2 separate regions of the Mus musculus genome follow, and region 1 is linked to region 2. Evidence: chromatin loops called from intact Hi-C (ENCODE). Cell type or tissue: gastrocnemius. All regions are shown on one strand. Links, peaks and the distances in the headings refer to the core of each region. The heading gives the core; the rest is flanking DNA. Region 1 overlaps Tbc1d9 (TBC1 domain family, member 9). Region 2 overlaps Rnf150 (ring finger protein 150).

The links. A loop is a pair of places that touch in the nucleus more often than their neighbours do. Peaks named below come from ENCODE experiments on the same cell type or tissue, not always from the same donor. Only the 100,000 strongest peaks of a DNase experiment are listed, where the experiment ranks them.
Region 1: it touches region 2 in a loop (2.2-fold over the local background); 11 of 42 quality-filtered maps call a loop at or near these places.

Annotation. Positions count from the first base shown.
Region 1 is chr8:83,253,561-83,270,311 of GRCm38, reverse strand. Tbc1d9 (TBC1 domain family, member 9) reads right to left here. Exons shown (of 21, transcript NM_001111304.1): 11 at 16,737-16,751; 12 at 15,400-15,685; 13 at 14,388-14,517; 14 at 11,219-11,317; 15 at 10,940-11,008; 16 at 9,153-9,393; 17 at 5,400-5,465; 18 at 4,145-4,231; 19 at 1,255-1,329; 20 at 1,065-1,168. It also overlaps the pseudogene Gm17999. Among named protein-coding and RNA genes, the nearest start is that of Ucp1, 28 kb to the left of the region's middle. In gastrocnemius, for the core only: no CTCF peak of the experiment used is centred there; a DNase peak (open chromatin) is centred at 9,677.
Region 2 is chr8:83,090,872-83,107,622 of GRCm38, reverse strand. Rnf150 (ring finger protein 150) reads right to left here. Exons shown (of 7, transcript NM_177378.4): 7 at 16,352-16,751. Among named protein-coding and RNA genes, the nearest start is that of Tbc1d9, 66 kb to the left of the region's middle. In gastrocnemius, for the core only: a CTCF peak has its summit at 7,393 (motif pointing left); a DNase peak (open chromatin) is centred at 7,375.

The DNA.
Region 1 (16,751 bases), core at 5,692-13,691, 160 kb before region 2:
CCACGTTGGTTGTTTTGAAACAGGGTTTTACTATGTAGGCCAGGCTAGCTTCAAACTCATTATCCCCTTCTTCTGCCTCCTTAGTGCAGGGCTACTGGCATGGACTATCATGCTAGGCACTACATCCTCTCTCTCTCTCTCTCTCTCTCTCTCTCTCTCTCTCTCTCTCTCTCTCTCTCTGTCTTTGTCTCTTCTTTTCCTCCTAGTTGAAGAATCTTAAGGAAGCATCAGACTCATCTCTCCTCGTGTCTCTGCAGTTTTGAAGACCGTTCCCAAGGTTAGCTATAGTAGAGTCTCCCATGACACAACTCTTCACCTCCCTGTACATAACAACACCTTTGTGTTTAACCTGGCACCTTAGCTGGAAACTTATCCTTTCATGACTATACCCACTTATATCTCTTCCCCAGTACACTTTAGCTTTTCAGGGACATCTCTATTGCTGAGTGCAGTGATATAAGACAGCAGAACTTAACTTCTGAGTATCTTAGGGTAATCCTGCCAATTGGGATGGAGCACACGTAGTCTCAGATCCGAGTACTTTGTTCAATATTTCTTTTAGGAGAACATTTTCTCACAACAGAGCATAATTTTTGATGCAAAAGAAATAAATACAAATAGAGATGTAATTCAGTTGAGAGTGCTTGCCTGGCATCCGTGAAGTCCAGGGTTCAACTCACAGCACCACATAAGCTGGATATGGTGGCTACATGCCTGTGCACTTGGGAGGTGGAGGCAGGAGAATCAAAAATTCAAGGTCATCTTCAGCTACATAGTTAGTTGGAAGCCAGCCTGGACTACATGACACCCTGTCTTTTAAAAAAATGAATAAATCCAAAGGGTGGCAGTGGTGCACACCTTTAATCCCAGCATTCAGGAGGCAGAGACAGGTGGATTTCTGTGAGTTCCAGGACAGCTAGGACTACACAGAGAAACCCTGTCTTGAAAAACGAAACACCAAAACAAATACAAGCAGAACATAGTTAAGTACCCCCAAGTCCCCGCTGTCTTTAGGAGATATTTTAATCTAAGTTTATATATGGCTGCAAAGAACAGTCTCTTACCTGGTTCAGCTTGGGCAAATCCTTGGCAGTTTTTGACTTAGACTTATTTTCTGCAGTCCAGAGTTTTAGGTAATTACGGTTTTCTTGAGAATTTGCCCTTTTCCCTAAAACCCAAAAGTCAAGAGATGAGCATTCATAGATCAAGAAACAAGAACAGCAGACTGGTAAACAGAGAAGAGGACATCTGTACCTCTGTCCTGCTTCAGGCTCACTGTGACGAAGCCGTCGTCCGCACTCTGCTTGCCTCTACTGTCCAAGCCAACAACTATCAGGGAATATTCGGAAAGAAGAAGGGTGTTAGAGAATATAAATCATGGACTTAGTGTAGGAGAAAATGAAGATTCTGTGGGCAGGGTGGCCTGACTTAGCAGACACTAATGTTAACACTGACTGGAGAGCATTAGTCATGCTATGGTGCTCTTGCAGAGAGACCCAGAGTTCGACTCTCACAACCTACATCAGGTGGCCTAAGATTGCCTGTCACTCCAGCTCCGAGAAATCTGATACATTCTAGCTTCCACACTCACACACAAATCTTCACAGTACATACATACATACATACATACATACATACATACATACATACATATTCATAACCAGCATCCCTTGTCAGATAATCTGTAGGTCAAAGTGCATTTCTAATAGCACATGATGTATACTTATACTAAACAAGTTATTCTTTATACATTTGAATTTTTTGAAAGAATTATTTATTTTATGTATGTAAATATACCATAGCTGCCTTCAGACATACCAGAAGATGGGCATCAGATCTCATCAAGGATGGTTGTGAGCCACCATGTGGTTGCTGGGAATTGAACTCAAGACCTTTGGAAGAGCAGTCAGTGCTCATAACCACTGAGCCATCGCTCCAGCCAGAAATTTGAGTTTTATTGGACATATTTTATCTGACACTCCACCTCTAGGTGAAGGATGGCCCCAGATTTATTTCTCACAGCAGAGGGTTTATTGTACAATGAAAGATGTATGATGGATGATGTCATGCAGTCTTTAGAAGCTACTGGAGGTGGTGGTGTGGAATTTCCCATAAGCCTCCATTCCTCCATCCTGCCTGGGATCTTACAGACTCACAAGCATCTGCTGTGACTTGTAACAGGATCAAGAACATATCCTTCACAGGAAACGGGAATGATAGTAGAAGCAAGAGAACATAATTTGGCAACTCTAAAATATCATTTTTGAAGAACCCAGTTATAACTGTGTTTTCCTCTTGAAACTGGACACGACAGGACACACAGACACTGGGGAGGACAAGAGTTACAACAGTCTCAGAGTCTGATGGATTTGGCTGGCTGTGAGTGCTTCCTGGACTTTCTCAGCTAACTCGGTCACAGCTGGATTTCCAACCTCCCTTAGCAGTGTTTTAGCTAAAGGGACAGGGCATCTCTTCCCTGCTTCACGAAAAAGGCAATAGGAAACAAATAGACACCCATACTATTTAGTGCACAGCAAACCCGTGCAGTGGTTAGTATGCAATCATTTAAAAACTATCCTTCTATGAATTTGTTTTCCAGGCTGCTAATGAGATTTATTACTGCACATGAGCTGATGGACACAGGACTCAGCACAGTGGAAGCCCTCAGGAGTGCAGGGCCTGTCCCAAAACTGATGATATGTTTGACCCCATATCTATTGGGGATGGACCACTCCTTGGCTACCACGACTTGAAATTCATTTGCATTAAACCTGGTAAAGCCAAACTCTTCTGGGATTTTGGGCAACCAGGAAACTTGATCTTGGTTACATGAAAGGCCTTCCCCCTATGCTCCTAATGCTGCAGTTTGGTGCAGAGGGACAGGATGACCTGGCTAAGCAAACCCTGGTCACTGTGGCCTGGGGTTTTTTGTGGCACTCTGCTTGCTGTCGGGAGCCTGTCAGCCCCAGCACTGAAACCCCTGTTGATGCAGGTGACATAGGAAGGGTGGCGCTGCTCTTCACTATCAAGGCCATCTTTGCACTTTTTATCATGTTTGTGTTGGCACCAACACAGGTGGCTTCCAGGGCTTAGGGAGAGAGTCACCTAAACTCATCTGACACTGTGTGGCTACAAAGTGGGAGCTCATCAACTTTTGCCTTCTTCCATACCATGTCAGAAATTCAGATTTCGGTATCGGAGACGTCTTGGCAGAAGGACTTTGGGTACAGCTTGTTCTGGTGAGACCATAACATAGGCGTCTGAGTGGTGGGGAGGTCACGGGGGGTGGGGTGGGGGGTGGCCCATTGTGATATGAAGATTTTTGGTGGGCATCAGAGGAAATGACAATGTTTTCAGAAAAAAAAAAGCCCTAATGATGTAATGATATCACCTTCTCACTGCATTTTAAGGAAAACGATAATTAATGAAGCACATATATGCACACATCTAATAGAACAATAAAAATAGGGGCTGGCAAATTGGGCTCATTCCTGCTTCCAAGCCTAATGATGTTTAGGACTTCAGTCCTTGGGACCCACATAGTGTAAGGAAAGAAGCGACTCCAGCAAGTTCTTCTCTGACCTCCAAACATGCTCTGTGACATACATGTGCATGTGCACACGTGAAAAGAGATGTAGAGAATCCTTCCACGAGCAAGGCCCTGGATTCGGTCCTCAGAATTTTAGCAAAAACAAAACCAGAAGTTTGTAAGTAGCCAGATCGCAGGTTAGATGGGTGTACTGTGTGTGCACATGATCACATACACTAGTAGGAAAGTGTGGAAAAGCAAAATGCCAGGCTATGACTAGCTGGTTATTGTATGAGCAAGATTTCCAGCTTATCTTGTGTACTTTAGTCTGTGTTTTGAAACATCCAGCAACTCGATAGGGATTCTGTTAGAAAACCGCTCTGAAGAAGCATCGTGTAAAGACATTCCACAGTGTGGCCTTTTCAGAAGCATCTGCATAAGAGAAGAACCCTCTAAACTGAGAGCCTAAGAAGGCAAGGTCGGTGTGCAAACCTCATGACTGTGTTAGGCAAACCTACTTACAGACTTCTCTAACTTTGGAGTTAAGCCTCCCCAGTAATAGCAGGCGCTACAGGAGACAAAAACAGTCTCCGTGGGGGTTAGAACTTCACCTACCATGTGTGCATTCTGGGGTGATGTCTTCAAAAAAGTACTGAGTGGCTTCAAAGGCGGAGTCAGGCTCATCTTGATCACAGGATGGCTCTGTGAGAGAGGGGACACAGACACGTGAGGGGTCAGCTCCGCCACACCAGGGAGTGACAGGGAGGATGAAGATCTGAAGTCAGCAAAGTGGGATGGAGGGCCGGGTGGCCTCAGAGGCATCTGTGGGCTCAGTGGGTAACTGCATCGTTCTAACTCCATCTTCTTTCTACCCCCCCCCCCCCCCCCGCGCTTTGAGTTTCCTCTCTATCGGAACGATTTCCCAAAGACTTTGAGACAGTACTTTCTGGGTCAGTTATAGGACACTGTCTGCTACTCAAGACCACATTTGCTCCCATCTGGGGGTGTGAATGATTTTCAGTATCTGATAGATTTACCCCAGCCGAGACCAGCCTTATTTAAAACTGAACTCCAAGCCTCAGCGGCGTGCCTGGTTGTTCCCTCCAACGTCAAAACCTCTACTCAAAGGACTGAAGGAGCCCGAGAGGTCAAGGACACCACAAGAAGCCTACAGAATCAACTAACCTGGGCCCATAGAGGCTCTCAGAGACTGAACCACCAACCAGAGAGCATGCATGGGACAGACCTAGGCCTTCTGCACAGATGTAACAGCTGTGCAGCTCGGTCTTCATGTGAGACTCCTAACAGCAGGAGCAGAGGCTCTGACTCTGTCGCCTCCCTTTGGATGCCTTCCCCCCAAGTGGGCTGTCTTGTGTAAGTCTCAATAAAAGATCCACCTAGTCTTACTGCACCTTGTTATGCCAAGGCTGGTTGATATATCCATGGGGGGCACTCCCTTTTCTGAGGAGAAAGAAGGGGGAGGAATGAGGGGAGGGGAGGGGCAGGGTGGGGTGGGGGGAGGGAAGGGGAAGTTGAGATTAAGGTGTAAACTAAATAAATACATGAATGGGAACCACCTGCTATCGTATGCCCCTGAAAGGCTACCCTTTCTCTTGAAGATGGCTGTCATGCTTCCAATGAGCTCAACTCAGTTCTGAGACAGGCAAATGACAGTCAAGTCAAGGTCAGCATTCAGGAACTCATGTGAAGTAGCACCTCAGCCTGGCCTTTGAGGAAGAATGGATGATCTAATATCCAAACAGGCAGAGAGATGCTACCAAAGGAAGTGATGTGGACCCAGGTCTTGTGTGCCAGTCAGTGTGCATGTGTGCCAGTCAGTGTGCATGCAGACTCTCCTAGTCCCACTTACCAGGCAAGACGTGCATCTTGTACAGGAGTTTGAGTTTCTCTGTGAGGTCCCCATGGCATGCAGCACCTAGAAATTGAGAAAGAGCCAGTGTGAAATATGTCCTGTGGGTTAGTGTCGCCCCCCAGGCTCAGTGAGCTCTTTTTTATCTATCTATCTATCTATCTATCTATCTATCTATCTATCTATCTATCTATCTATCTATCTATCTATCTATCTATCTATAAGACTCTTGACCCAGGAGGTCTGGCTTCAAATGCTTTGTGCTTCACAACTGTGCACCACAGAAGGGTCCACCTCTCTTTAGCCTCAGTTTCTCCTTTGTGAGGTGAGATTATGACAGAAAAATCTACCAGTAATTGACACTGGGACCCCATGACACATAAAGAACTACATACGTTCGCACATGCAAAGATTTTAAGTATATTAGCTAATAACTATATATATCATCCTAAGACTGGGCCTTAACATCCTAAACAACTACAAAATCAGAAATGTATGAAGAGCACATTTAAGATTAACTCCAAATTCCTTACTTGAGAAATCCTTTCTCAATGCTTTTGAGTTCCCTGAAATATTTTTTTAACTTGTTCTAGCCTTCATTTTAATTTATTCTGCCTTTATAAGGTTTAATTAAAAGAGTCGTGCTTCTCTCCTTAAACTCTGAGCTGCTCCTGGAATCAGAAACATTTTCTGGAAGTATTTACTAAAGTCTCTAACTGAAGATGAGCCAGTTCAGGAAGAGGGAAGAGAGGCCTTGGAATCCTGGTGGAAAGGGACGATATGATTATCCCCGTGGGTTCTTATCTATAGCCTGCATCTATGCTAACATTGAACCAATGCCTCTTGGGACTGTTCTAGAAGAAATGTCTTCTGCATGGGGAAAAAAGGGGAAGCTTTTGGCTGGATAATCTCATTTACACCCTGGGTCTGACCGATGTGAACCACATGCAGCTCTCTCAGCTGGCTCTGACAGCAGGTACTTATTGCTGCCTAAGAAGTGGAGTCTCAGCAAGCTGCTGAGCTTCTGTCCCTTCTGTGTGATGGTTTGAATATGCTTCACTCAGGAAGTGGCACTATTAGGAGGTGTGGCCTTGTTGGAGGAAGTATGTCACTGTAGGGGTGGGCAATGAGACCCTCCTCCTAACCACATGGAAGCCAGTCTTCTAGCAGCCTTCAGGTGAAGATGTAGAACTCTCAGCATCTCCTGAACTATGTCTGCCTGGACCCTGCCATGTTCCTGCCTTGATGATAATGGACTGAACCTCTGAACCTGCAAGCCAGCCCCAATTAAATGCTGTCCTTATAGGAGTTGCCTTGGTCATGGTGTCTGTTCACAGCAGTAAAACCCTAAGCAGGCCATCAGTGGGTAGGCAGATAACCTGTGACCTGAAATGTTGCTGTCACCTCATAAGGCCTGCTCTGAATGTTAACTTCCAGTATGATGGTGCCATTGGCTTTTGAGTAGGTCAGGACAGTGCTGCCATGGAAATTGGAGTCCTTACTGAAGGAACTCACGGGTGGCTGCTTGCTCTTCCACCATGCATCAGTACATGGAGAGAACTGTTCACCACAGAAATGGAATGTGATGTTCTCTTGATCTTGGGCCAGTCATGCTCTAGAACTATGGGAAATTTATTTCTTTTGTGTAAAAATTATTCGGACTAAAAAGCATTTTGTTAGAATAGCTAAAATGGACTGAGACCAGTGATAATTTTTCTCACTCAGTGTGACAGTTACAGCACAAACTATGCCTACGGGCTGTCAGAATTCAAACCTGAAGTTTGTAACTTGTGCCTTAGGGCAAATAAATACATACATAGAAACCACTGCATTAGAGCCTGACATGAAAAATACTGTACAATTGTTCAGTGCCATCATTAGTCCGAAGGGCTGTTTGCATTGTGTATGCATACTTCAAACTCCTCCAGACAAGCCTACCCTAAGTATGTGCACAAGGCTTCACATAACTGTGAGGACAGAATTAACCTAAGAAGACTTTTTCCAAGCAACACACTTCCGGCTTCCTCTGACCTTCTAGACATTTTACCTATAGAGAAAGAGTGCTGTCTGGAGCCATCACTGACTCTAAACCTAGTCTTGCATCATTGCCTGGATATATCACTTCAAGCATAGGATGCAAGCACAACTGGCTACTACTGATGACTGCCAGTGTAATCAGACCTAGAATCACCTAGGCAGATTCTAGACTACGTTCACTGTGGTGGGAAGGCACATCCTAGATATGAGCGCTACCATAACATGGCTTGGGGTCCCAGACTGAACGGAGCTGAGCCTGAGAGCTCCAGCACTGATGTCCCTGCTCTTGACTGCATCCAGTGACCAGGCAGACACTTCATATGCACGCTGCTGATGCTTCCCCGCTGAAATGGACTGTGCCCTCAAACTGTGAGCCAAAAGAAACACTTCCAGCTTAAGCTGCTTAAGTTGTAGGTCATCTTGTTACAGGGATGAGAAAAGGGATGGATGCACAAGATAACAGACAGGCACAATTCCCTCAGAAAAATTCATCCTGACGTCCAGGCACAAGGCTTGCTACACTTCTGACTTCACATCGAGTGGGCCAAGCTCTCTTACCACGCAACAGTTTCTCCATCCCATTATAAATGGAATAAAGGTCCAATCACAGCAGAGAAGTGAGCAAAGCTGGTAGATAGCCAGCATCCTGTACCCTGCTGGTCAGGTGTCTGGTGTGCATGTGTGCGCATATGTGTGCGTGTCCTAGCCAGACGCAGTCCTTGTGAGAGTGTGCACATATCCCACTTATAGACAGTCCTTTAGCCAGGAAACAGACAGCAAAGACTTCCATTTATGCTATGGTTTTCCAGTCTTTAATTAAAATAGATTTGATGTTACTTAGAAATATTATGAAACCATATATTACAAAGGCTTACCTATATGTGATTATTCTATATAGGGTATCTCTTAATTTTTATATTGTTTTGTAAAACAATCCAATCCACCATCTAGCTATTCCTTTTTCCCTGGGAAACCTGTCAGGGTTGACAGGATATGTTAGCATTTTACTGCCATATGCATTCTCTATTCATGTATTTTTTTTAAAAAGCCTACATATTAGTTATTTATGTCTATGGTGTGTGTGTGCATGTGTGTGTGTGTGTGTGTGTGTGTGTGTGTGTGTGTGTGTGTGTGTGTGTGTGTGTATTTGCCACAGTCCTGTGTGAAGGAGGTCAGAGAACACTCTGTGAGAGTTGGCCCTCCCTCTCCACCAGGAAGGTACGGGAACTCAGATCAGACTTGGAAGCAGGCACCTTCACCAGATGAATCTTCTTACAAGCGCCCTGATAACATGTTCTGAACTCATATCAACATCTGTCTCATGGTCGGGCGTGGTGGCGCACGCCTTTAATCCCAGCACTCGGGAGACAGAGGCAGGTGGATTTCTGAGTTCGAGGCCAGCCTGGTCTACAAAGTGAGTTCCAGGACAGCCAGGGCTACACAGAGAAACCCTATCTCAAAACAAACAAACAAACAAACTAACTAACTAAACAACCCACAAAAAAAAACCCCATCTGTCTCATGTGTCAAGTGGGCTGTAGATTACCCATTAATACAGCTATTAACCAGACACAATCTTACAACTAGCATGCAAACCTTGTATGCATTCTTCCTTCCTCTAGACTCAGTGTGGGGACCCTGAGTGCTATCGAGGGGAACCCCAGGTGACACCCCCATTGTCCCCACCCAGCTCATACAAGAATATCGCATCCTTACTCAGCCCAGAGACGAACTCTCGGAAGTTAATCAAGGAGTCTCCATTCTCATCTAACAGCTGGAACAGGCGGGAGGCCAGCACATCGGAGTGTGTGCCACACGCCCAGGGAAAGAGCAGCACGAACATGCCCTTGAACTGCTCAAAGTCGATGCGGTACTGCTCCAGGTAAGGCAGGCTGGGGTCGTGTCGGTCCAGGGCATTGCTGCTCCCACCCCAGTAGCAGCTGGTCAGATGCTCAGCCTGAAAAATGTTGCAAAGTGGTTACTGTCACTCATACAGCCCCAGACCACTGCTGTTACCCTAGGCACAGTGTCCAATCTGCCTGTGTGTGGGCCTCCTACTATACACAGGAGCACCTAGCTTGTGAAACTGTAAGTCTAGAAGATACCATGGTGAGAACGAAGAGCTAGGCTCAGCAGTGGTTTCCTGATGCGGTGGATAGAAATCAGTGTTTCATCAGAAGAGTGCAGGAGCTTGACTTGTGTATCGAGTCAATACACATCTGGCCTCCCTACCAGGGGAGAGAGGAAAAATGACACTGGCGCCCTCTAGTGGTGAAGATGTAGGAGGGCGCATTAGGGAGACCCTTCAGGTCTATGCTCAGTTCCTGTAAGAGCTGTCTACAGGATGTCCATGCTTTCTTCTATGTTTGTTCCTAGATCATCTTTTCACCTGCTCAAAAGAACCACACTGAGATCTGCTGGTGGCTTTTGTTTCTGAGTCATGGTGTCACTCAATCCAGGCTGGCATCACCCTTGAACTGATGTTCCTGCCTCCAACTCCCAAGTACTGTGTTAACTGCCACACTCCAACCCGTGACATTGACCAGAGAAGACAAAAAACTTCTGTAGAAGAATCACATTTAAAACTTATTAGGTTATATTTTTCTTATTAAGGATCCTTATTGATCCTTATTAAGGATCAATACCAATAGTGGCTCAACGAACAAATGGAAACCACAGGAATTTAAGCTCATGATGCCCTTCGCTAGGCGTGTAGACAGTTTTTGTTAGGGTTTGGCTATGAGCCATCCCCACAACAATGCTATATGCTGTTAACTTGGTCCCTGAAGGATGGATCCCATCACTGAGATGTGACTGAGTCACAATTGCCTGGTCTTCCTTCATGAGTGGATTAATCATTTGCTGGCTTTATCGGGGCATGACGGAAACTTCTGGATGTGGAGCCTGGTTGGAGGAAGTGGGTCATATTCTAGAGGACTCTCTCTTGTCTTGGACCTCTCTTAGTGTTTTTCTGTTCCTTGGCTGCCATGCTGTGAAGATTTTCTCCTCCTTTTCCGTGATGTTCTGCATCACCACAGCACTAACAGAACTGGCCACCACCGCCAGGGGACTTGGGAAACAGTGAACTCTAACCACGTCTCCTACATACCATGCTGCTGCTTCTAGCTATACATTTTTTAAAGGGTGATTAGGAGCTTAGTAGGTATAGAAATTTCAGGCAGAATTTGAACTTTGATCACCACTGGTCTATGGAGTTTTAGAACTCAAGATCCCATGTCCTAAGGTCCAAGAAAACTAACTGTACCAGATGGTGAGGAAGAGAGCTAAAATGTCCACTTAAATTAATGCTGAGAGCCAATTTACTCTTCCTACTTAGCAGGACAGCTTTGTTCTCCCGGCTCTGTCTTCCTTCTCATGTATATTGGCGACCCAGGGAAGCCCCAAATCACCGAACAGAAAGATCAAGGACTCACTGAGCGATTACGGCTTCTTTTCATCATATTAAGTTCTTTTCATCCCTCTGAATTTACTTTGAAACTCACCTTGAAAAGAGCGTACAGTTCTTCCAGCTCATCGATGGTGAAGGACGTCTCCGTCACAATGGTCCGTACCTGTAAGGGAGCGCGCAGACTCAAAACATGGCACACCAAGAAAGCCTCTAGGTTCTTTCTCAAATTCTGCCAAGCTGGAGCGGGGGTTGGGGGGGTGGGGGGGGCGGCAGCAGGAGGGTGAGCTGGGAGGGGCAAAGTGAGGTATTCCCCGCCCCTGCCCCGCCCCCGTCCCACCGCCCATCCCTCCCCGCTGCCCTTCACGGGGCTTACCACATTGCGTTTGGTGGTGTCCTCCAGGGTCTGGATCACTTTCAGCCTCTGCTTGAATCGCATCTGCTCAATCAAATCGGCCCGGATAGTTCCAAATTTCTAGAAAGGAGGAATTTTGGTGTTTCTGAAAAAAATGTGCTCAAGCACGCAGGGTCACATGCACAGACTGGTGGAAACACCTGCGGTACAGGACGAACGACTCTGTGACAGTGATGAGAAAGCCATTTAGGGACTGTAAATCAATAATGTAGAGATTGTCCTATACCCAGTGACAGAACTAAATTTCAAAGTCACACGTGTCTTCTTCGAGTGAAAGCCCCTCAAGAAGAAAGCTTGGATCTGAGGCTTGTGGTTAATCACTTACGGGCATGGGGAGCTCTAAGGCTCAGAGAGGAGGAGGTAGGGAGGAACACTTGCCGATCTCCATGCTCCTTTATCCACACGGGCATTGTGTGAGCTGGCTATCTCTCCAAACTCTAACACCTAGCACTGCCTGATGTCTTCCTAACTCAGACAAGAAACCAAATCTTAATATTTATTTCTCCTAAACAGCCCAATTCAGGAGTTGGTAGGAATTGCCACTCCCTAATGACGAGAAGATTCACTCCCACTAAGTCTGCCAAGTTATCGTTTCCTTCTAGCTAAGTCAGTTAAGTCAGTTAGGAGAGAAAAGTTCCCAGGGTGGGGACATCTTCTGATCTGAACAGCAGCTCAGGGAGAGACTGCTCTACAGTGACCACCAGCAAAGGGCTTGCCAGTCAGGGTTGGGGACCCGAGTTCTAATCCCCAGAAGCCATACCAAATCCCTGCCACCCAAAAACCAATAATACCATTACTGGGAAGATGGGAGACTGGGATTTATGGGGCTTTCTGGAATGGCAGCCAAATTGTGCGGCTCTGTGTTTAGTAAAGAAGAACCTGTCTCACAAAAGGCAGGGAACAATTGATGAAAAAAGCCATTGTACAGAAGGCACAACATTTGTGCTTTCTAATGTATTGTTTAAGACCCAAAGTTTAGGAAATAAGAGGCCATAGAGTAAACAGGTACTGAACCTCAGGACCCAACAAACTGCCAGCTCTAAGGGGCCCTTAGAGTTGTCTTAGGGTCCTTCTGCCCCAGGAGCTCCTGACTCCTAGTCTGGAATGCAGCAGCAGTTTGGGCTGATTTGAGAGTATCAGGACTAGAAAGCATCTTCCTTCATCCAGGTGGGGCAGCCATGCAGGAACCCTATGACTGTGGGCTACTCCGCCCTAGTGGTCTGCATGTGTATGGATGGCCTTTGTCCACGCCTGTGACCACGATGACACCCATCAGAGAAGGCTTACGGGAGGAGTGGTTAATTTTGGCCTATGGTTTCAGAGGATGCGTTATGGGGTAAGGACACAGTGGAATATGGCAGCTCACATCATGGTGATCAGAGGACAGGAAAGGGTGGAAATTGAGGGCAGGGACAGAGCTCCCTGGGAGATGCCCCACTGATCTATTTCCTCCTATGAGGCTCTGCCTCTTACCCCCTACCACCCCCAGTCACTCCATCACACTGTAAAACCATCCATTCATTAGCCCCAAGCCCTCATGGGCCACCTGTCTCTGGAATGCCCTCAGGCACATCCACCCGTGCCCTTTTACTAATATTGTAGGTGTTTCTGATGACAGGCTTTGGGCTCCGCCCAGCCAATCTAGCTACTGAGCAAGTTCCAGGTCAGGGGGAGAGCCTGTCTCAAAAACAAAGGCAGCTGGCTCCTGAGGAAGGACATGAGATTGCTCTACAGTTCCCACATACACAAACACACATGTACTCGAAAGACACCCCCAACCCCACAGTAGCCATGAGGGGGGACAAATGTAGCAGCACAGGACTTCTAAGGCCTCAAGAGGCTGACATATAGGATTGACTTCACTTCCGTACAAGGAAAGGCAGCGCAAAAGCTCCTCCATTTTGAATTCTTGCTAAGGCCACTGTAGGCTTGACCAGAGCTATGACCCCTTGATGGAGAATCCCGTGGAAAATTACCCAGCTCTATTCAAGATCCTAAGATCAAGATGCCCCAGGTAACTTTTCTAGCTTGTCTTAGCCTGTTTTGTACAGACCCCCCTGCAGCTAGCTGCTTATCTTAGCTGCTTCTGCTGAAACTGCCAAAAATCAGGATGTGGTTTTTGCCTTTAAAATCCCAACGTTCTGGACACTTGGGGTCACATCTGGCTCCCTGAATACCTGGGTGTGGTTCCTGATGGCTGGAGTAAAGATTTTTAATTGGCTATGAACTGCGCAGTGATCTATAGTGGGAAAACTGGAACACTTCAAGGACAGGCCAAGATATAAAACAAGACTTTTTCTCAGTAAAACGAAAAATAAATTAAAAATAAATAAATAATTGTTATATCCGCAACTGTCTACTCCAGGTGTTCTCATTGCTTAGTGTAAGAACAGGCAATGAATTATTTGTGACGATTTCCTGGGACTGCGCCTCTGTTCACCAAGTGCTGAATCTGACACGCTTCTAGATCAGGTGTCAGAAGGCCAGAGCTTGTTACACCATTTACAACACAAGTTAAGGCTCATGAGAAATCCCAATATACACTCAGCAGCCTTCTCTGAGACCAAAGCTTTTATCTTCAGGTAGTCACCTGCCTCAGACAACCAATGTAAAGAGGGGACAGGATTTCTGTCCGTCTCCAAACTCCTGTTGAAACTGAATGCCCAGGTGTTGCAGGGTTGATGGGAAAGGCCTTATCTACAGGTCTTAGAAGGACTGCCTCCTGTGGACAAGATGCTATGCATCTTTCTGATGAGAAAGCTGGGGCTCTCATCTGTAAAGGTCCTGGCCAGCCTTAGGGTTCCAACCTGTGGGTCATGACCTTTGTAGGGGTCGAATGACCCTTTCACAGGGCTCAAACGTCAAATATTTATGTTACAATTCATAACATAGCAAAATTGCAGTTATGAAGTAGCAATGAAAATTTTGTGGTTGAGGGGTCACCACAACTGTTTTAAATGGTGGCAGCATTAGGAAGGCTGAGAACCACTGTTCTAGGATTATGAGAAATCCAGCCTTAATCTTTATGAAGCAGCTGGATTCTTGTATTCTATGACCACAGCAGAAGCCCACCCGAGCTGGGTGGGGACGCTGGGGCACCTTTACCACATGGCTGGGAAGCAAAACCTACCTCGTAAGACGTCCCTATGAGTCTGAAGATGTCCACGGCAGGGTAGGGCCCCACGTCGTCACTGAGCAGGGAGTGGAGATGGGGGATGGGAGGCAGGGTGCTGTCTTTGTTGGTCACACTGTCTAGGTACCTTAGACGAGATACAAACCAGCTGTCACTAGGAACGAACTAGAAGGCCTCGGGTGTAGATCTCAAACTGAGCACATTGAAACAAAAATCTAAGAGCTTCTTGTTTCTTTTGCTTGTTTGTTTATCTCTCCTTGAAGCACTGGGGACCGAACCTGGGTCGTTGTGACTGAACCTGGGTCGTTGTGCGTACTGAGCAACTCTGCAGCCTCAGCCCCCTTTTTACTTTTTATTTTGGGATTGGTCCACATTAAATTGGCCAGGCTGGCTTTGAATATATAATTCTCCTGCCTCAGCCTTTTGAGCAGCTCAGATTACAGTGTGCAACACCAGGTCTCACTAAGATTTTTCTTAAGAACAGAAACCCCCTTCATTTTTAAAGAAAAGGATATTGAGCTGGGGCAGTGGTTAAAGGCTTAAGGGCACTTGCTGTATAATCCTGCGGAGCAGAGTTTGAATCCCAGCACTCACATAACACACCAGGACACTGTAACTCCAGCTCCAAGGGAGGCAAAGATACAAGACTGGAGGATCTCAGGGGTTCACTGGCTTTCAACCTAGCCAAGGAAACATGAGTCCCAGGTTCAGCGGGAGACCCTGCCTCAAAAGAATGTGTGAAGAGTGATGGACGAAGATATTCAATGCCTTCAGCACATGTGCACACATGCATCTATATGCACATATATGAAGGTATATACAATGTATATAATATATAGTATATATATATAACAGAACATATATAATACCATAAACATCCAGATAATAAATACACATTCAAAAGGAAAAAGCATGTGAAAACATGTCCTTGGCCACAGAGACCAATAAGCCTTTTGCTCAATGGAGTCAAACTCATGAGGTGGCCCCAGAGCCAGCTATAGCACGGTACCTTCCCAAAACAGTCATGGCCTCTCCATCGTCCTTGCAGTTCAAGAGTTTATCCACGTTGGCATCCAGTACAGCGAGAGCCAGCTGAAATATCACTTTGATTCCTTCATAGAAGAAACAGTCCACAACCACCACTGCACTCTCAAATGGCATCACACTGAGGAAGAGTGTGAGGAACCACGACAGGGAGATGGTAGAGATCACCCCCAGGTCCTGCATGCAGTCGTACAGCTGCGGGACATAGTCTCGAGCCAGCTCCTCGAAGACTCCCTGGTCCACCAGGGCACCTGAACGGACGACATAAAAATGACCAGTTAGCCCTGCATCTTACTGGAGAACCTCAGCAAATGGATGGACCATGTTCTGCTTTCGTCTCTGTGCTCATGGCAAAAATACCTTGACCAAAAGTGACTTAAGAGAGAAAGGGTTTAATTGAGCACATAGCTCCAGGGTACAGTCCATCACTTCAGGGAAGCCAAGGCTACATGAACCTGTGTGAGCCACAGGCAAGAGCAGAGAGGGAAATGAACACATTCATGCTTAGTTCTCAGTTAGCTTTCTCTATAGTTAACCCAGGGCCCCAACACAGGGAATGGTGCTGCTCCCCTACTCAGGCTGGGCTTTCTTACATGAATTACGGTGGGCAAGACAATCCTCTGCAGACATTCCCACAGGCTCACCTGAGGGTCTAGTCAACGTCTCACAGAGAATCTCTTCCCAGGTGATCCTGGGCTATGACAAATTCACAATAAGAACTGACCAAAACACTTACTAAGCCCTTATTTATATAAACACTGTAGCTATGGGGTCCCAAGACATAGATTGATTTTTAAATTTATATATATATATATATTTTTTTTAATTCAAAGAGATTCTAGCTGTACACAGTCACCACTGACTTGCTGACATTTTAAACTGATACCACACATGCAATGGTCAGTTTTTCTGGCTTTAGAATCACCCAGGAGACACACCTTTGAGCATCCTCAGGAAGGTGTTACTGGAGAAGTCTAGCTACAGTGGTAAGGGCCACCCAAAATGTGGGCTGTCCCCAGGGCTGGGGTCCTGGACTACATTAATAAGAGAGAGCAGACTGAGCACTAATGTCCCTTCTCTGCACACTGGGACCCAATGTGACCGACCAGTCGCTTTTGGTTCCCACCGCCATGCCGTGACTTGCCCTGTGTGGGCAAATTCTGAGCCACAACAAGCCCTTCCTCTCCTAAGTTGATTTCTGGCCAGGCGTCGTGTCGCAGCTCTGAGGAGGAGAACTAATACACTGCTACAATCTTTTTCCTATGGAGGCAGGCTAAGGTGTTTAAACCCAGCCCCACATACCTACAACTCTGGTGT
Region 2 (16,751 bases), core at 3,494-11,493:
CATACACTCTTCTGGAAGGGATCTGATTGTCTCTGCTGGTCTGGCAGGCCCAGCCTAGAGCTATTTCGAGGACATATGGATGCAGTGTCGAGGAGTGACCAGTATAAACATACTGAGGGAGCTACAGCACACCAGTGATGTCTCTTACAGGTCTCTGTTCTTTCAAGAATTGAACTCACTGGGGTTTTTAAGTATTCTTAGGGTGGTGGTTTGAATATGCTTAGCCTGTGGAAAGTGGCAGTATTGGGAGGTGTGGCCTTGTTGGAATAGGTGTGGCCTTGTTGGAGCAAGTGTGCCACTGTGTAGGTGAGGTCTTATGCTCAAGCTCTACCTAGTGCAGAAGTGACCCTCCACTTCTTGGCTACCTGCATAAGACAGTCTCCACCTGGCTGCCTGCACAAGACAGTCTCCACCTGGCTGTCTTTGGATCAGGTTTTGTACACTTGTTGCACCAAGATGATCCCAATATCAAGGTTTGAAGATGTGATGATGAGCCAAGAGGCTCTCCTGGGGCTAACGGTGTTTCCTGACTCACTGGGATGCTTTGTAGATGGGTTCCTGCTCAGTAAGTACAAGCCAATGCTCTAATAAATGGTACCCAAATTTACAGGGTTCATTTGATAAAGGCTGATTTCTTCTTACCATGTCACAGTTCTAGGCAGGGCAGGGGAATCTCTGCTCCTTGAAGTTGTTCAGGGACGCAAGTTTGCTCAACATGACTTCCTTGGTATTGCTCTCTGAGTCATCCTTTGAATATTCCGCCATCAGCTAGTACACAGAATAGAAGAAAGTGCTAACCCTGTCTAGGAGTTGGGAGAACCTCCCAACATTGAAGTAGACTCAGAGGGATGGGTAGAATGTAACTAGATATTCTGTCAAGGGAAAATCATGGCACTCTTATAGAATCATAGGAAAACACGGTGTGTTACTGTAATAGCTAGAGTCATAAGTTGGAACACAGGATCCTTGAGTCACTTCTTTCCCATGACTTTGCAGTAACCTGAGAGGTCTCATCATGTTTCTGCTGCATCTGAAGCAACAGTTGCCTATTTCTGTTTCGTATAGGTATTAATCCTCCTGCATGGAGAGTGGCTCTCAGAGGCTTGAAGACTCTAGAACTTTAGTTCTAAAGAGAAGCAGAAAAATTTAAAAGAGAAAGAAGAAAACAAAAGCAAAAACAAAGATCTTATGTTGATTATGACAGCCTCTAATATGCAGTGCAGCAAGGAACACTTATTATCTACATAGCATGCAGATAGTCTACTAATTTGAGCTTCCTGAAGGTAATTGCTGTGGCTTATGTGGAGTACCTTCATTCAAGGCACACAGGCACATATTGTCCTATCAGCTCTTTGTCATATGAGCCCTTCCACAGCACCACTCACAGTCTGGCCTCTTGCTTTTTCCAGCTTAGGTGAAAATGAAACAAAAAGGACAAGATGGAAATTGCAGACATTTTGTAATTTATTCGAAGAAGTGACATGTGATGGCTAGTTTTAAGTGTCAACTTCACACCATCTATAATCACCCAAGAAGAGAGTCTCAATGAGGGATTGTCTAAATCAGGTTGGTCCTGTGAACATGTTTTGTTTATTCTTGATAATTGAAGTGGAAGATACTGCCCATTGTGGGCAGCATCATTCCCTAGTCAGAGAGATCCTGCAGCTTATTAAGTGTAAAGAGGGGGCTGAATATAAGTAAACACTCATTCATCCATTTGTCTCTGCTCTTGACTGTGGATATGACTAGTTGTATTATGTTTCTGCCTTGACTTCCCAGCAATGATAAACTACAACCTGGAATAGTGAGTTAAATAAACTTCTTCCCTAGGCTATTTTTTATTAGGGTATTTTATTACAGTAACATGAATGAAAGCAGGACATATAGCATCATATTTGCCACATTCTATTTGCTAGTGGTGAGACACTTGACTTAGCCATACTTAGTGAGTCAGGTCTACCTGGCTGTTGCCAGGTAACTGTGGGGAGGAGCATACCTGGCTGTTGCCAGGTTAACTGTAGGGTGGAGTTTAGACAGAATGCTAACACCAGCAGGTTTAGTTCATTGGTACCATGCTGTGGACTGTCTGGTATGGAATGTTACCTACTGGGATGGTGAATCTTGATTGCTAACCTGATTGGAACAGGTTGTCAACCAGATTGGAACCTAGAAAATTATCAAAGCACCTTCTGGCTGTATCCATGATGGTGTTTCCAGAGACAGAAAATGGACAAAGGGGCCAGCCCTTAAAGGGGGAAGACTTGCCTTGAACGTGGATGGCACTGTCCAATAGGCTAGAGCCTTGAATGGAACAAAGGTAGAGGAAGGAGGGAACCAACCAGTAGGTGCAAGCTTTACTACTCTGGAGCAGATGTGCACATTGCTGCTTGTGTCACTCATGGACACAATTTTGCCTTCTGCATCCTTTCAGAATCCTAGTCAGACACTCTCCAAGATGCTTCCAGGCATTAAATCTCAGACTGGGACAGCATCATTTTTCAATTTTGTTCTCAAGCTTCCAACTTCTAGGGCCAAGCAGTTACAGAATTCTCTGCTTCTCCATTGCGCAGATAGTCATTGTGGCACAGATTGTGTGAGCCAATCTAATAAAGTTCTTATAATTATAAGCGGAATATACATTGTATAGGAGGAGACCATGACAAATGCAGATATCTCTAGAGTGTAACCCTGGATAACACAGAGCAGATGTCCCAAGAACTGCTTAGGCAAAAGATTCCAGCTGAGTGGAGATACTGACATTGCATAGGGGCCACCACCTAAAGAGGCTTCCTCAAGCATATCCTTGTCTCCCTTGTCTCTGTTCTGGGCATCCTGATCCTAATGAACAGGGCAGAAAGGCAGAGCTCTGCCAAGACACAAAGAGTTCAGGGTATTGCTTACTTGTTTTGAGTTTGGCTTTATGTGTATGAGCCAGGTAATCATTTGGCCAATCACTGAACAACTGAACACATTCCATGGGCCAGGCCCAGGTAACAAATGGGGAAGGCAGGAAGATCTTTGCTCATTGGAGAATGTGTTGCAGTCATTATTTTCCTTTTGGGTTTGAAATGGTTTCTCTGTTGGTTTAGAGAGAATACCACAGATCCTATACTCTGGTTGCATAATCATGGCGGTGCTGGGGAGCCTGTTAGCCATTAGCAGGAGGTTTACTATCCTGAAAGTCATTGTCCTAGGTCTTGTCTCTGATCACCCACTCACTTTGACTGCCCTGAAGCAGTGTTGACAAATATAAGTGCATTCTCACACCTACCTCCTAGATTCCCTCTCTGATGTCTTTTTTTTTTTCCAGAGTATTGCTAAATAATCCAGTACAGGGCTGCCTTGAATTCTCTATGTAAGCCCAGGCTAGCCTAAAACTGGAAGCGATCTTTCCCTACTTCTGCCTTCTGAGAGTTTGTGTTATAGTCATGTGTTAGCATGACTGGCTGGTTTCATTTCTGTTTTTTTGTATATGTGACTTACTGCCTGGTAATATGTGGATAATTTACTTCTTGTCTCTATTGTGTGTGCTTCTGCTATATCTCGAGACATAAGTCTAGAGCTATGTGTGTCTCCTACTGTACTCAGCTAATAGTAATTGAGAAATGAAGTGAGCCCCATCATGTCAGGCTTCCCATTTAGGTCCTATGTTGTTGTTTAGGAAATGCTTATGCGAGCAAACATAAGAGTAGCATTAAGAACATTCATTGCTCTTGTAGAAGACCCAGGTTCGATTCTCAGTGCCCACATGGTGGCTTATAACTGTCTCTAATTCCAGTTCCAGGTGATCTAACACCCTTTTTCGATGCATGTGGTGCACAGACATACATATGAGCAAACCTATACATATAAAATAAATAAATAATTAATCTAAAATAAAGAAGTTCTTGCTGTGTAGGCCTGGATGGCTTGGAACTTGTTATTTGTGGCAATCCTCCTGCTTCTGCCTCTAGAGTCCAGGGATTACAGGTATATGACACCACACCAGACTGGATGATTTTTCTGAAGGAATAATGATGCCGAGAAAACTGCCCAGGCCCTTACTGTGGCTACTAGTCCCAGCAAGGAAATTGGGTTTAATTTGTTCCTGCGACTAAGAAATGAGAAGTGATTCACAAATGCCAAGTGTGTTGGTGATGAATGTAGTCATGGCTGGCTCTTATGCCAATGGGTCAGTGATGAATGGAGTCGTGGCTCTCTCCCATGCCACAGTTCTTCCTCTCGTCTGTCCAGCAGTCTAGTTTTCATTGTTCTAATGAGTCTCTGCAGGGGCAGGGTGAGCAGGCCGCTAATGAAGCCTGGGTCGCCTGGTGGTCTGAGTTGAGTCTAATTGGAGCCAAATCATCTGCTCTCTACTTTATCCTGTGAAGCATGAGGAGACGCTGGGAAGCAGCAACTGCTTTCTTCAAGCACTCAGGGAAGTTCGATGCTGTAAACTCTCCAGGCCTTGCAAAGGAAGTGTTTATGGGAAGTGAAGCTACCGTGGCTAACCTCAGCTTTTGGTTTAATTTTTGTTCTCACTTATGTCTTCCTCCCATTGCTCTGAATGTTCTTCTGACTTCTTAACACAATCCTTTAGTTAAAGCCCTTGATGTTTATAATGGTGGACAATGTAAAATTTCAGGTTTTAATATTGAACTGTGTACACACACACACACACACACACACACACACACACGAGGATAATCAAAGCAGATCTGATTATGCATACCAGGCTGGCCTCCGATGTATAGAGATCCAGCCTCTGCCTTTCCTTTGCTGAGATCAAAGGAAGGTGACGTCATGCCCAATCCATTTTGACGACAAATGGCTTTGCTTGACAATTAAATTATAGTTATATAATATATAATAGAATTGTATACTTAAAATCACACACATACACACACACACATCCATCCATATGCCAATTGCAAAACTGAGTTTTGTCTGAATAACTTGATTCCGCTTTGCAGAAAGCAGCCTGCACTTCTGTAGAAGGGCAAAAGTCACAGACTCAACTCCATTTGGCTAGAGATTCCTTCAGAAGAAGCTAAAAGCCTCTGACTTCACTTTCACTGTGGGGTGTGGGGAGGGGTTTTGTCATTGTCATGGTAAACTCTGAAACCCAAGTGCTTGTTGTAGATGTGGCACAGAATGGGTAATCATGGGCGCTTCTGTCTCACCATTCTGTGCCCTGGAGTTCTCTTCCTAACAGGAATGGGAAGCAGGGTTGCTGCAGGGAAGAGTCTGAACAGAGAACTAAGTTTTAACCTGAAGTATCAGTATAAAGTCATGAGGTAGCTTTTCTTGCTCTCTTTCCCTGTGCCCTCTCTCCTTTCTTCTATCCTTCCTCTCTTCCATAAATAAAAATGTGTGCACTATAGAAAAGCCTAGATCAGTGACTGCCCCAGCCTGCATCTCCACATACCACTTTTTAGAGATAAGGCTAATTTCATGTTTGGAACAAGAAATGTGTAATACAGTTTTAGGAGATTGGATTTTAGTAGACAGCAAGGATACTTTTAAATATTAGTGACATTCTGTTAGGAGGGTGTAAGAGTCACTTAGAGACCTCCATGGACAACAGATTGGCAAATGTGAACTTTCTGTAGTTGGATCACCTCAGTTCCAGGTCTGCCAGGCAGGCTGCTCTCATGAGCATCAGACACAGGAGAGGCTGAGCTGAGTCAGGACTTGCTTTTTCCAGCCTTGACCTAGTCAATCACAGTGTTCCAGTTTTCTCTCATCCAGTGCAATGTCCCCATCTGCACAGGCATCTTGAGATACTTCCGATGATCTGCCTTGAAGGTGGCAAGGTGTTTTTGTCTTGTTTTTTGTTTTGTTTTTGTTTTTGACAGGGTTTCTCTGTGTAGCCCTGGCTGTTCTAGAACTCACTCTGTAGACCAGACTGGCCTTGAACTCAGAGATCTGCCTACCTCTGCCTCCCAAGTGCTGGGAGTAAAGATGTGTTGCCACTGCTGCCCAGTGAAAATGTTAATTTTTTAAAATATATGTCCTCTTATTATTCTTTTCTATTTTTTTCTTAATGTTTAGTTAGCATTTAAATGCTATGCTTCCCAGTTTCCTCCCCAGGTGTCCCAGACAGCCCAGTATAATAGCCAGATAGGACTAATTCTAGCCCCTCGGTGGACTATATTATTTATTTTGAATGAAAAGCATTGATCAGATAGGAGTGTGATAGGATATCTGTCAGGTATTGTGGTAATTCTTTCAATTCTTAGTTATTAATTGATTTTTAAATTTTATGTGTGTGAGTGTTTTGCCTGCATGTATGTATATGTACCATCTGTGTGCAGGGCATTCAGAGGCCAGAAGAGGGTAAAGGGTTCCCTGGAACTGGAGTTAGTTGTGGGCTGTCATCTGGGTTCTGGGAACTAATCCCAGTCCTCTGTAAGAGCGGTGCTCTTAACCATTGTGCCATCTCTGCAGTCCCTCGTCCAATTCTGTATTCTGTGAGTACACATTAGAAGTCTCTAGCCAGATCCTTGGTTATGGACTGAGACACAAAGAAAACAACACGGACCTAAAACTTGTGTTGTTTGCAGTCTAGAAAGGAGACTGGATGATTAATCTAATAATAGTGTAGGTATGTTTGGTGTGCTGAGTGCTATTTAGTAAGAAACACAGTCCCCACCCCCAAGGGAAAGCTAAAGGATAGATTAACTAGAAGAAGGGAGTTAGGGAGAGGCCATTCAGATAGAAGAAAGAGCCTGGGCTAGAGAGTACTGTGCGTGTTAGAATTTGAAGAGGCTGAAGAAAGTCAATAGAGTTAGAATATATACAAAGAGTGGGAAGCGGCATAAAGCAGTATGAACATGTCAGGGGCAAGGCATCTCAAGACCTAAGGAATGAGTTCCCGGTTCTGTGTTAAACTTGGACTTACTAGAGGTCGGAGATCATTAGGTAATTTTTCTTGGATCAGTGTTTTTGGGTATGTGTGCATATATGTGTGTGTACATGAGCATACCCAGGCCTTTGCTGCTGCGTTCAGATGCAGGGAGTCAAAGTATAAGCAACTTTGTGAAGTGCTGGATAGGAAAGACACTTGTGGTTGACCAGTAAGTTCAAGGGTGATAGTCCAAAAGCGTGCTGTCACCATCACTATTGTGAGACACATCTGAGACTTCTGGTTTTCTAATAGTTTCAGCAATATATAGGCCTAAGGACACCTTCAGGCTGTAGAGCCACCTCCCACCCTCACCCCCATGAGCATCCTTGAACATGCAGGTTGCTGCTGGCTACCTTCTTTTTGGTACTATGCACATATTACTGGGGGCAACTTCTGGACAGTTACTCTTTGCCCTATAAACTTGTTGAATTCATACACCAAATGTTCTCCAATGACAGGGAAATATTTCCATTTAATGGTCACCAGAGCCCCCTACTGGGAGAATTGGTTCAACTACCAAGTACCATCAGGAAGGGCAGATACTGTTTTACAGTCTGCTAGAAGATCTGGCTACTACTTTTGAATAACTCTGACATGAGTCCTGAAGGTCAGCTTCTCACTTGACGTTTTCCCCCAATTACCTTGCCTTGAAGACACATAAAAATTTAATCTTAAAATTGGGGTTGGAGAGGTGGCTCAGTAGTTAGGAGCCCTGGTTGTTTCTTCTTAGGAACCAGGTTCAATTCCCAGCACCCACATGGCACGTGAGAATCATCAGTAACTCCATTCCTGAGATACCAACACCCTCTTCTGACCTCAGTGGGCACCCAGCATACACCTGCTACAAGACATACATTCAGGCAAAAGAGTCATACAACAATACAATATATATTATTCAACTGGAATCGATTGTCAAGAAACCTTTTGCCCCAATTGTCAAGAAACCTTTTGCCCCAATGTCCTGCTGTAAGAACATCTGGACTTCTCAGAGTACCGTGTCCTCTGTTGTGTTGCTAACATTTGTGGGAAAGGATGTTCCACAATGGGGCCAGATACACATTTCTGTGTTCTTGTAATTAAACAGTATGTGATGAAGCTCATTTAAAAGTCATTACAGAGTTAACAAAAATTATAAAGCCACTCCAGGGAGAGCTTGTACTCCTTACACACATCTTATTCTTCCACTGCACACTTGTGCCAACTAAGGAATGGATCCACCCTGGTGTGTTTCCACGTACAACTCCAGACTTTATTTTGGTTTCTGTCTTTGAGTTTTCCCCTACTGTCCTCTGTCTCATGATTCCAAGAAGGCTGACACATTATATGGAATAGTCCTGCCTCTTGGGTTTCTTTGATCTTTTGCTAATTCCTGTAACTTCATTAAGATGATGTCACCTGGCAGTGTTTAGGAGGACTTGGTCATGCATTGTGTAGAATATGCATTTGCCTAATGCACCATTGCCATCATGGCTCTACTGGGGTTATACTATGGACTTTTGGAGAGGAAGATCACAGAGGCTCTTATGTAATCATTTTTATCTCATGTCTCAAGGAACCTTGCTATCAGCATGGCAGTCACTTCTGTTAATTTTGGCCACTCAGCTGAGGAAATATTGTTAGATATTCTACCACAGTTACTTTTTTCCCTTCTTCCTTTCTGTGCTAGGTTTAAGATTTTATTTTTTATTTATGTGTATGTTTGGGGACTGTATGCCAAGTGTGTGCAGTTAACTGCTGAGGCCAGAAGAAGGCATTTGGTCCCCTGGAGCTGGAGTTACATACAGACAGCTGTAGGAAGAGCAGCTAGTGCACTTAACTTCTGAGCCATGTCTCCAGTACCTTTTTATGTTAATTTAAATATCTCCTTTCTTATTTTATATGGACAGAAAAAGATAAATTTCTTACATTTCTTTTCAGAAAGAAGGTAAGTAATAGAATGAGTGTTGATAAACCAGTCTGTCTGTCTGTGTATCTATCTATCTATCTATCTATCTATCTATCTATCTATCTATCTATCTATCTATCATTGCTGGGGATGAAATCCAATGTTTTACCTATGCTGGAACTGCACTACCTTAACAGCCAAGAATAAGAACTACTTCCAAGAGCCTAAGACGAGCATGTAAGAGTTGTGGAGCCCAGTCCCAATGGATACATTAAGAAAACAACTCCCATACCCAACACTCAGGAAACACTGTGAAAGAGGAGACGGAAAGATTGTAAGGGATGAAGGATCAGGGAATTTGTTGTCACATTGTGACTTCTAGTAGCTTCAGCAGCGACACCCATAAAGATGTCACCAACATGACTCCTAAATGTGAGCCGAACAAGGACAACTACAATGGACACGCCACAGTGGACAGGGAAAGACCCCGAGGTACCAAACCTTCACAAAGAACCACGGGTGACTAAGGAATCCTGAGGCTTGGGAAACAGTCTTCCCCAGGGAAGCACGCCAATCCCTACAAACATAGACTAAGCAGGTTACATTTAGGAATGCATGTTTATGCATACACATATGTGCATATAACAGCAATTAAATAGAAAAGACAATGAATTTGAAAGAGCGAGGGGGCCATAATAGAGGGCTTAGAGGTAAGAGAAGAGAAAATGATGTGATTTTAATCTTAATAAAGAAGAAAAAAAGCACAGGCACATGACCAGTTTTGCCCTTACTGGCTGTGTGATCAGGGCTGTACAAAGCACTTAGTACTGGCATTCAAGTGTTGTTGGATGGACAGCCTGGCGTCTATACGACAGTACTGATTGTGATCACCGTTTTGAGGGCCCTGTTTAGGTCAGTCTGCAAGGCCAGTAGGGCAGATTTTCAATAAAGAAGGTCTTTTCACTAACTATGGTGTTCTGGTTTGCTTTTCTATTGCTGTGATAAAACACTGACCAGAAGCAAGATGGGAAGAAAGAATTTGTTCAATCTTAGAGTTTACAAGCCCAGGCAGGAACTCAATCAAGGCAGGAACCTGGAAGCAGGAGCTGAAGTAGAGAGCATTGAGGACACTGCTTACAGTCTTGCTTTCCATGGCTTTCTCAACTTGCTTTCTCATACAGTTCAGAACCACCTGCCCAGAAGTGGTACCACCCACAGTGGGCTGGGTCCTTCCATATCAGTTGTCCATCAAGAAAATGTCCCTCTAGGCTAATCTGCAGAATACAGGCATGTTCTCAGCTGAGGTCTCCTCTTCTCAGATGACCCTGGCTTGAGTCAGGTTGACTAAGTGCTATCAGGCACAAAAAAGCAACATGGAATTGGTTTTGTGGAAACTATTGGCCCTCCTGGTTCCTGTGTTTGCCAGTATGATACTTCATGGGCCTCTTTCTACCTCTTGAGATCTATGTTTGAATCAACAATGTGGTTTCAGCCTGTGTTCAGATGGAGTCAACTGGGAGGCACAGCTAGGATCAAGCTTCACGGGACCCTGCAGATAAAGTATGAAGTGATAATCCTTTCCTACTAAAACGTTAAATAGCTTCTAAAAATCATTGAAGCAAGAAAACCACTGACAAAACTCAGGATTCTCTAAATCCATCATCCTAAAGTCAGAGCAACCCAACCAACTAAAGTGCCTCTGCATTCCCTTCTTTAATTTGCTTTCCTCAAGGCAGGACCTCCGTATGTAGCCTTGAGCTCCGTATGTCCTGGAACTTGCTCCGTAGACCAGGGTGGCTTCAAACTCACAGAGATCTTCCTGCCTCTGCCTCTGGAATCCTGTGATTAAGATGTGCACCACCACTGCCTGGCCCTGTCTTCCCTTCTTAATTGGTGTCTTTGCAGATGAAACCTGAAATAACACTCAGGGTTTTGTCTTCAGACTTTAGGATATCTTAGAAATCGGAGGGCTCCTTAGAACTTGTATTATATACTTTGTCCCTGTTATTTCCCACATTCCCTATCCTCTGTATTTTCTTCCCCATTATATCTTGTCTTCTCTTGTATGTTTAGTTTTTAAATTTTTCTTATTTTGAGAAAGATCTTGTCCAGGCTAACCTCAAATTTATGATCATTCTGGCTCAGCCTCCAAAATTCTGGGATTACAGGCATACCAGCTGCTTTGGGATTTTTGATTATGAGCTTAGAGTCCTTAGAATCTGGCTTGCTAGCAATTTTTTTTTGAGACCCTACTTTAGAGTTTATTGCTCCAGTGAAAATCTGCCTTCAGTGTGCATTATTTGTGGTGCATTGGTTGTATGCAATGATCTTAGCTAAATGTGCAGCTCAGGTGTTCAGGGCAGGAAGGTTACTGGGTGTGGGAACTTCACCCACAGTGAGGCCCATCTATGGTAATGCTGTCCCTGCATTCACTAGAGCCAAGGCCAGCACTGGGGAATAACCTAACTCTTCTAAGCATATCTCCTATGGATTCCTTTGTGCCAGGGACTCCGATTCTGTCCCCTAGAGCAGGAGCACACATCTGTCTTATTTCAGTATATATTTTCAACAACAACAACAAAAAGATCTGGAAATATTTAAGTGGTTATTAAAAAACAACAGCAATGAGGCTGGTGAGATGGTTCAGTGGGTAAAAACACTGACTTGTTCTTCAGAAGGTCCCAAGTTCTATTCCCAGCAACCACATGGTGGCTCACAACCACCCGTAATGCGATCTGACGACCTCTTCAGGTGCGTCTGAAGACAGCTACAGTATACATATTTATAATAATAAGTAAATCTTCGGGCTGGAGCAAGGAGGGACTGAGTTAGCGGGCCAACCAGAGCAAGTGGGGTTGACCTGAGCGAGTCTTGGTCCTAAATTCAATACCTAACAACCACATATACATATGTGTACTCATATACATAAAATAAATAAATAAAATAAAATAAAACACAATGAAAACAAGTGAAAGACTTCATACATGGCCTACAAAACCTAAAACATTTGCACAATTTAGATTATCTATATGGGAAAAAGCTCATGGTTGATACTAGGTATTAGATACTAGTTACTAGATAGATACTAGACTAGGGTTATTGTTGGTGGTGGTAGGGCTAACACACACACGCAAGGCTGAGCTTACTTCTGTGGTCTTGTTCCCTCCCACAGTCCAGTAGCTTTTCTTCCTTGCAGTTTTGATGACCAGGAATGTCTCTTCCTTTCCGAGCATCTCAGATATTCATTTTGAAGGAGGCTTCAAAGGTTCTGATTGTTTTTCAGTATGAGGGGAGTTTCTCTCAATCTCTGCCTGCTGTGATTTATTTCCAGGATCTCTTCTCCTTGACTTCCTGCTGTAAAAGCCTCTGACACAGTAGGAGCTGCTCTATGAAGGGCAGGCTGTGGTCTGTGAGCCAGTTTGGAAACTACACTGTAACAACTACTTACACTTTGCAGGGCTGAGTACAGAAAGTAATAACACACCTTGGGATTTCAAGGCCATTCTCTAGTTTGCAGTGGTAAAACTAGAGAGCATTCATTAGGGACTCACTCTCTGTGTGTGTGTGTGTGTGTGTCCCTGCTTATGCAATGCAGTTGTAACCATTCTACTTTTCTAGACCAGATGGTACACAGCTCCCCACACACTAAGGACCCCACTGGTGTGAGACCAGGAGATGAGTATCAGCCTTGACTCTGCTTCTATAGTGAATGCCCATTTCCTTCTGCTCCTGCTTGCTTCAAAGAGAAGACGAGAGAAGAGAGAAAGAGAGGAAGGAAGGACCACCTTTCCCTTCCCCTGTGTAAGGAAGCCGTGTGAATGAGTCCCGGTTCCCCCCGATCCCAAGCCAGGCCTCCTTAAGTGAGGCTTATGGGAAGTTGTATTGGTGGCAAAGCCACAAGCCCAGCCTGATTGAAGGCAGCTTCTTCCCATGCTCAGCTCTCCTGTGCTCCTAGTCTGGAACTCAGGATGCTCTAGCACTTACATGAAAGCATGGATGCCCTTGCCTAGCTCTGAATTAAGCTTTATTCTTAGAGATTCGAGACCCTTGGCTCTCACAGGATCTATCATATCAAGGACAGCTCTGTCGTGTACACAGATCTCATAGCAACCAGATATTAAGGCTGCCAATGAAGCTGGTTCTGGTTTCTCTCTTGTTTAATAACAGATCCTGAAGAACAAATAAGGTAGGGATGTTCCAGGAGGCAGAGCAGGGGATGGGTTAGGGATGGGACCATGGTCAGACCCTATAGATGTTGTCACAGAGAGAGGGTCAGGAATGCCTTCCCCTGTGGAAGGACCTGAGGGTGAAGGAGCTTAGCTTTTATCCACAGCATACCCACAGATAAGGGTTTCCACTAGCTGGAGGTCTTTCTGGGCTCGGATGCTGTGAAATTACCAGCTGTAGTCATGATGAGCCAAGGGTTCTCTGGCAGTTGGGAGCACAATGGAAAGGCCACTGTCTCTTGCTCTCCACACAGTCAAGAAGGTTATAGTGGATCTCGAGGGAGACTATACCATCAAGTAAGTGCTCACAAGTAAAAGTTAAAGCAATTTCTGTTGTTGAATCACTAAGGACAATAGGATGATTGTTTGAAAATGAATCATAAGAACACAGCTCCCTCAGTCACCTGAATTTCTCATTTGGTGACACTCTAGCATGGGTGATAATTATCACAGAGAGAGAATGTATATTCTTCCTCCGCTCCCTTTACTCCTCTCCCTGTGTCCCATTATCCTTTAATCTCCTATCACATCTCACACTCCTCTCCCTTTCTCCAGCCCCATCCCTACTCAGTCTCACCCTCATCCCTACCCTATCCCACCGTCTCTCCAGTCCTTCACTGCCAGACTTTCCCCAGTCCTGTCCATCCCTACCCCTCCCAATCTTCACCCTGACTCTCCTCCACCCTAGTGATCTTCTCCCCCCTGCCCACTCAGTCCCTTCTTCCACCTCATCCTCCACAATCCCCCCTTCACGGAAGCCTCTCCCACACCCTATTTCTCTCTAGCCAATCCTCTTGTATTATTGGAATAAGGCAAAACAACCAACCAACCAACCAACCAAAAACAATAACAACAACATAAAACAAAACAAAACCCAATACTAGTGTTGCAAACCGAATACTAATGTTGCTTTCAAATACATTGAGACTTAGAAACTAACTAAATTCATTTTTGTGTCTTTTTTAGAACAACAGTCCCAGACCTGGCTGGCTTACATGAGACTGTGGAGTCTTTCCTTCTCCAGAGGATGACTGTGTGTCATTTCAAATAGAAAGCACCAGGGCTCCACTTCCTCAGGGAAACCAGGCCGCACACCACAGCCACGTTGCTGTCCACTGTTCCCTGACACATGGGTATTCTGTGCTTTCCCAAGGACACTCATAGCTTGTCCTAGTAATACCCCTTGACCTGCCTGTTCAACTAGAAGCAGAGAATTCAATATTTCTCTTGCTGTCCATGGCTCACAGTTGGAAGGGAACTGTATATCACGGTAAGAAAGGTGTGGCAGTGGGACCTGCAGCCAGGATCTCTCACATCTCCTTGGTTCAGCAAGCAGAGAGCAGGAGTGCTGGGCTTCGACTTGTTTTCCCCTCTTTCCTTTGGTTCAGTCAGGATCTCAGCCCATGGGGTGGTGCCAGTCCCCTGCAAGGTGTCCCCAGGTTCTGGTCAAACTTCTCTGGAAACAATCTCACAGACACATCCCAAAGTGTGCCTCGTGAATGCTTTTGGTGTCTCCTAATGAAGTCAAGTTGACAATCCCAATCACAGGTAGGAGGAACAAGTGGTCCGTGGAACATGCAAGACACATGTGTGAAACGCTGTCTGGCTGGGAGTTTCAGTTTGAATGCTGGTACATGTACACAGGTGGCCCTGCCCAGGGCAGGGCTGAAAAACACCACCCCTCCCCCCGAGAAAATATTCTACCAACGTTCAGCCTCAGGAAAAGCAGATACATAAAGTAGTTAGTTAGCTTATGATTTTCTGGCAGTCTTTTGAAAACCTTTGTCAACTAATATGGACTGTGTGGTACCATATTCCCACCCTGTTGATTTTGGGACTCTGTACTGTAATTTTGAGCATACGCCAGCGTGTGGCCCATAGGAGGCCCTGGTCCATTGGGAAGATGTGAAGGCTGGAGTTGAGATGAATGGTGCCTACATTCTGGGCATAATAGCTTCATGTCTTTATATGCCAGAGCAACATCTGATGGTAAAAATGGCCTGATGGAGGCTTAAAGTTCAAGGTGCTTTCCAGTATGACACAGGCATCCTTCTTAATGATCCCTTCGATTATTTAGCTGCGTACAGGGTAAGTATGGACTGTCCGTGCGGATGCTAAGCTGGGAAAACACTGTTGGCTACCCAGTTGCTCTCAGAGGCCACAGCCCAGTGTTTTGAGTTTTGACAGAGCCATCTCTGGGTTCTACACCTCCTGGTATCTTAGGGTATCAGGCTGACCTGCTTTTAAAAGGCATCGAGGATGGGCAGGTGGCGGGTCTGCATCACACTGGGCCTCTGCTGACTTCTTCTTAGGGGTGGTAGTCACCTTCCTTGACTTCCTTACCCACCTCCTTTACATTTCCTTTGCAAACCCCTAGCTAATCCCTAGGCTCTGCTGTTTAAAATCATTTAGGAATGGAGGACTGTGAAAAGGATTCAGTTCTTAAAGTAAGTGTCCTCTGAGTACAAGAAAAAAATGTCGGATGTGGTAACCCAATATTATAATCCTAGCCCCAGGGAGGTGGAAACTTGTGGATTCCTCAGGACTCAAAGGCCAGCCTTCTTTCTGTACCTGGCTACTTTTGAACCAGTGAGAAATCCTATTAAAAAAAAAAAAAACACCTGTGGTTGACCTCTGGTCTACAGGTATGGTGCGTCCCCCCCCCCCCCCCCCCGTATAAATAGGTAATAAGCAGATGTTAGTATTGTGGCTATCACAGACTACCTGAAACCCCCCCCACCCAAAGTGCAGCCATGATTAAAAATACAAACCTGTGGGGGATGGAGATGGAACTTTGAACAGTGCCCAGCTCCCCACCCTCTTCAACAGCATCATCACCGTACTTGCCTGCCATTCTTGTGCAAAATGCTAAATTTTCTAAATTTTTATTGCATTCATTTATCTTTTATTTAGTGCATACATATGCCTGTGCATCTCTCTCTCTCTCTCTCTCTCTCTCTCTGTTCTTACACTACAGTATATTTGTAGGTGGTACCTGCTTGTGTGTGTGTCACGGTGTGTTTGCAGGCAAGAGAAGAACTTGCTGAATTTGGTTCCTTCCCTACTTGGCTTCCGGCTTCAGTTTGAACTTGTGTCACCAGGCCTGACAGCAAATGCCTTTCATTTCTGGGCCATCTCAGCAGCCCAGTGTTAACCTTTTTAATCAATTCACTTAGAGGTTCAGAGCCCTAAGGAGGTCTGGCTTCTGCCACACGACCTAATTGAGGGAAATGACTCAGTTGCAATCCTGTTTTGGACTTTTACCATCATATGATTTAACAGTAAATATTGATGTTTTGATACCCACAGGGCCACCTTGGGAACTCGAGGAGAGGTGACAGAGTTAGGGGATCTAGATGGCACAACACAAAATCTGTTTCCATTTTATTAAAAAACAAAACAAAACAAAACAAAACTTTCCTGAAAGTCACAATCCTGTGTTGAAATCTTTATAGTTTGCTATATCTTTTGACCCATAGGTCAGAACACAGTTGCATTTATTTACATTAGAATCTTTAATATAATGAAAATAGTCACGTCTGATTGAATGTCTCCAGCTCTCATCCTTAACCATTTCATCACGCGCCCAGGACCACATAAACTGTGGATGTTCTCCAAGCACACCAAGAAGACAACAAAGCAAAATAAAGTCTGTATTTCCTAACAGAAGATGGGTTCCTTTAAAGTCATAGGGTTTTTTTTTTCCTTCCAATTTCCTTTGTATTTAAAGAGATATAAAGTGCTTTAAAAG